Linked DNA regions of Homo sapiens: region 1 is linked to region 2. Evidence: chromatin loops called from intact Hi-C (ENCODE). Cell type or tissue: tibial artery. All regions are shown on one strand. Region 1 overlaps HSD17B12 (hydroxysteroid 17-beta dehydrogenase 12). Region 2 has its middle 11 kb from the start of ACCSL.

Region 1 (2,500 bases), 210 kb before region 2:
AGGTTGTAAACTGTTGGTCTGTGGGCCAGAGGTGGCTGACGAACACATTTTGATTGGCTCAGTTTTCAAAGTTAGGAAATTTTACACCGAGATTTCTAACTTCTCTTGGGAAAAATCTGAAAATTGGGTAACACAGACCTGAATTACTACATGGCAGCAAGTGACTAGAGCTGAGTAGCTTCCGGATATATGCAGTAAGTTAGGCCTGCAGCTCTCTAGATTGCCACAGTCCCCACCAGTCCCTATTGTTTGACTTCTCTCACTCATTTACATTACCTCTCTGACCTTTCAGGCACTTGAGTTTGGGTTCTTCTGTTCCAGGTGACTCCAAGTGTTCAATGTACTCAAACAGAATAACTGCTTGGAGAAATTGAAGGACTAGAATGACATCGACTAAATTAATCTCTTCTGTCTTAGTCCCTCTGGGCTGCTCTAACAAAATACCTTAGATTGGGTAGTTTATAAAGAGCATAAACTTATTTCTCAGAGTTCTGGAGGCTGGGAAGTCTAAGATCAGTGCCCCACCAGATTTGGTGTCGAGTGAGGACCCCATTCTTCATAGATGGAGCCTTCTTGCCATGTCCTCATGTGGCAGAAGAGGCAAACAAGCTCCCTCAGGCCTCTTTTATAAGGGCACCAATACCACGTGTGAGGGTGGAACCCTCATGATGTAATCATTTCTCAAAGGCCCCACCCTCCTCTTAATGTCACCATATTGGGGATTAGGTTTGAACATACAAGTTTTGGAGGGGTGGAGGTTGGGCGCAGCGGCTCACGCCTGTAATCCCAGCATTTTGGGAGGCTGAGATGGGTGGATCACTTGAGCCCAGGAGTTCAAGACCAGCCTGGCCAACATAGTGAAACCCCATCTCTACCAAAAATACAAAAATTAGCTGGGCATGGTGGCACGTGCCTGTAATCCCAGCTACTCAGGAGGCTGAGGCAGGAGGATCACTTGAACCCAGGAGTTTGAGACCAGCCTGGCCAACATGGCGAGACCCCATCTCTATCAAAAATAAAAAAATTAGCCAGGCATGGTGGCTCACACCTGTGGTCCCAGCTGCTCAGGAGGCTGAGGCAGGAGGATTGCTTGAACCCAGGAGGCAGAGGTTGCAGTGGGCCAAGATCGTGCCACTGGACTCCAGCCTGGCTGGCAGAGTGAGACCCTGTCTCAAAAAAAAAAAAAATTTGGAGTGGAGGGACACAAACATTTAGACTATGGCATCTTCCACCCCATGATTCTCTGAAATCAGAGTATGAGACCCTTTGCATGCTTTTTGAAAATCTATTTTTTCCTTTTTATACCACAGTGTATTCATTGTATGTCACTTAGCCAGAAGTGTCTTATGCGATGCCCTGCCCATGGAGTAGATGATAAAAGTTTAGATGAATGGACAGATGGGTGAAAAGCACGGAAACATTTGTTTTTCTCACCTGGATTTGCCTCTGGCATGTGACACAATGCCAGTAGGGGGAGCCCTCTATTAATTTGAAAATCCATGAGAACAGTCTCCGTTCAGCAGTCTAATTGTATTTAATTTAGGAATTATGTTAAGAATGCATCCGGGCACCCTGCTTCAAGAATTTAACAACATTAGGAATATGATAAATTATGGGAAGGAGAGTAAAACCCTCACCACTAATCCCCATCCATGGCTTTTCTAGATGAAGGCATTCCAAGTTAATAGCTAGTCTTTTAATTCATTTTGAAATTAGTTATCATTATGCTCCTAAAAAATTCCAAATTATTGGATACATTTAGTCCTTAGAGTGTCATAGTAATGGCCTGCTTCAGGCATAACTACAAAATGATGGTTTTGCCAAACGGCATGATAACCACTCTGCATTGTTTTCTTCTTCCAAAAATGAGAGAGTAGTTATAGATTGGTACTGATGTTGCTTTTCACCTCCAAATGAAGCTAGGTTATAGGATAAATGCCTTATATACGAGTGAAAATGAAAAATCTCTGACAACTTTAGAAATTATTTTCTCCTCCCCAAACCTGTCACTTTTGAGAAGTTAGCTTATTTTGGAAAAATTTAGGTATTGGAAACTCTTAGCATACTATAGTATGTGAAACTTATAAAAACTGTGTATGATTGTATATGCAGTCTTTTTTTTTCTTTTTTTTTTTTTTTTTTTGAGACGGAGTCTCACTCTGTCGCCAAGGCTGGAGTGCAGTGGCGTGATCTCCGCTCACTGCAAGCTCCGCCTCCCGGGTTCACGCCATTCTCCTGCCTCAGCCTCCCGAGTAGCTGGAACTACAGGCGCCCACCACCACGCCCGGCTAATTTTTTTGTATTTTTAGTAGAGACGGAGTTTCACCGTGTTAGCCAGGATGGTCTCGATCTCCTGACCTCGTGATCTGCCCGCCTCGACCTCCCAAAGAGCTGGGATTACAGGCATGAGCCACTGTGCCCGGCTGGTATATGCATTCTTTTTTAAAATTTTGTTTAGAGTTTATGAATTATGGCTTTGGAATCATTATTAATTGGCATG
Region 2 (2,500 bases):
TTCAGTGCCCTTTGAAAAACAGTCCCTGCAATGTAAGTGGTTTGAGCCAGACTGTTCCCCAGGGGGCAACCAGGTAGCAACCAACTGGGTAACTGGCCTTCGGCCCCCGCTGGAGGAAAGTGGGCAAGAGCCATTAGGACCCCGACATGGTGACCTTCCTCCTCCCCAGGATCCCCATTCCAGGTCACCTCATACAACCTAGAGACCAGGCCAGACCTAAAGGAATTGTTAGGGTCCTGTCACTGTGGCCCAGGAATCTGTGAAGAGAATACTCTGGGCCTGGATTCAGACAGGTCTGCAGTCAGGCCCAAGCAAGTAGCATGAACTTGGACAAGATTGAGGAACCTCGCTGGGCCTCAGTTTTGTTACCTATAAAATGGGGCCAAGGACACGTTCCTCATTGAATTGTTGGGAGGCCCGTTATATGGAACCCAGGGCCCAGTATTACAGATTCCCAGGTTCTATGCCAGGTGCTGTGGTGCACACCTGCAATCCCAGCACTTTAGGAGGCCAAGGTAGGTGGATCACTTGAGGCCAGGAGTTTGAGACCAGCCTGGCCAACATGGCAAAACCCTGTCTCTACAAAAAATACAAAAATTACCCATGTGTGGTGGTGCACACATGTAATCCCAGCTACTTGGGAGGCTGAGGCAGGAGCATCGCTTGAACCCTGGGGGCAAAGGATGCAGTGAGTCAAGATCGCCCCACTGCACTCCAGCCTGGGTGACAGAGCAAGACACCAGCTCAAAAAAAAAAAAAAAAAAAGATTCCCAGGTTCTGGCATGGACGGGCCAGGGTCTTGCCAGGTAGGTTCCTCTACCTCTCTCTGGACCACAGTTTCCTTGATGGGTTGGGGACCTTTTGCAGTCTCTTCCCACTGGCTGCACCTCTGTGCCTTCCAGGCTGCTGTCTCCAAAGTGAGTTTGTATGAGGCCAGTGACCACTTAGAAGCCCAGAGAACTGAAGTCAAGGGAGAAAAGGTTATGCAATCTGGAGGGATGGGGAGAGCTGAGGGCAGCTGGGTCAGTGTCCCTGGAAGAGGAATTCTCCTCCTTTCCCCATCTCCCACTGCCTACCTCCACCTTTCCCCAACCTTGGAACCTACAGGCCTTCTAAATTAGGCCATGCCAGATGTTGTACTTGGAATTTGTTTGCTTTTGGAGCAGAGATGCCAAAGGGGTGGTAGCAGGAACAGTCGTATTTGCCAATTCTGGATTCTAATCCTATCACTAGATTCTGGTTGTGACAGTGACCAAGGTACCCAACCTCTCTGAGCCCTGAGTCCTGTCTGTAAAACAGAAATACTAAGAGATCCCAAGAGCCACCAGCGGTTGCAGTGGGTCAGAAAAGAGATGCAATTGCCTGCTCCCAGCCTTTCTGAGGTCACGCACGCGCGGATGGCGCACTGGCTGCTCCTTGTCTGGCCTCTTCTATACTCCTCTCACCCGCTGCTTCTCTGAGTCTGCAGTGCTGGCTGGCCTGAGTTTTCTGCACTAGGCAAGAAAATAAGGGTTTAGCGACCCCTCTTGGCAAATCCGTGTTACAGCTGCTGTAGTCAGGGTGCCCGCAGCAGAGAGGCTCCCAGGCTGTGGAAGGTGAAGTTTTTCCACTGGGTAAATCTTCACTCTACTGTCAACATTCACAAGGTGCCTGCAACTGATTGATTTCTTCATTCTTGTCTTCAGTCATTGAAAGATTAGTTAGAAATGAATATTCAACAAATATTAACTAAAAACTCCCTGTGTGCCTTGGAACTATGGTAGAACGTGAATAGTGTACAGACCAGAAGGGGGCCCAGACCTTAGAAAATTGCATTATGGTATTCATCCATCCATGCATCCATCCATCCATCCATCCATCCATCCATCCATCCACTTGGTCATTCATTTATTCATTCACAGACATTATTGAGCTCTTCCATGGGCCAACCACCCTTCTTTGCGTTTGAGAAATATCAGTAAACAAAGCAATTGAAGACCTCTGCCCTCATGGAGTTTACCTTCTAGAGAAGGGGACTGAAAATAAACGATGCATGTAATAAATGAGTACATTATATAGTATGCTTGAAGGGGAAAAGTGCTATAAAAATGAAAGGTGGGATGGAGGAGGGGGAACTGCAGTGTGGTGAGCATGAGGAGCGGGTTGTAGAATTAAATAGGTGGTCATAGCAGGACTCTGGGAGAAGGTGAGCTTTGAGCAAAGCCTTGAAGGAGATGAGGGAGTGAGCCAAGCAGGTATCTGAGGACAGAGTAGCCCAGACGCTGGATTCATGTTAGAGCCAAGACTCTAAAGCACTGCCTACCTGTTGTGTTTTATACAGAGGGCATGAACAAAGTATGTGGGAACATAGGCATGGGTCCCTTTATCTGCCTGAGGAGTTAAGGAGGAAGGCTCCTTGGAGGAGGTGATAAAAGAGCTTAGACTTGAAGTATAAGCAGGAATGCGCAGAGTGGGCAAGCCTCTGACAGGGCTTTCCAGTGGAGAGGCAGCATGTGCAAAG

Evidence for each region. A loop is a pair of places that touch in the nucleus more often than their neighbours do. Peaks named below come from ENCODE experiments on the same cell type or tissue, not always from the same donor. Only the 100,000 strongest peaks of a DNase experiment are listed, where the experiment ranks them.
Region 1: it touches region 2 in a loop (8-fold over the local background); 4 of 110 quality-filtered maps call a loop at or near these places.

The regions. Positions count from the first base shown.
Region 1 is chr11:43,823,958-43,826,457 of GRCh38, forward strand. The region is part of intron 6 of HSD17B12 (hydroxysteroid 17-beta dehydrogenase 12); the gene reads left to right. Among named protein-coding and RNA genes, the nearest start is that of ALKBH3, 56 kb to the right of the region's middle. In tibial artery, a CTCF peak has its summit at 1,427 (motif pointing right); no DNase peak of the experiment used is centred here.
Region 2 is chr11:44,036,036-44,038,535 of GRCh38, forward strand. It overlaps a transcript of ACCSL not described here. Among named protein-coding and RNA genes, the nearest start is that of ACCSL, 11 kb to the right of the region's middle. In tibial artery, a CTCF peak has its summit at 1,532 (motif pointing left); a DNase peak (open chromatin) is centred at 1,436; H3K27ac peaks cover 2,255 bases.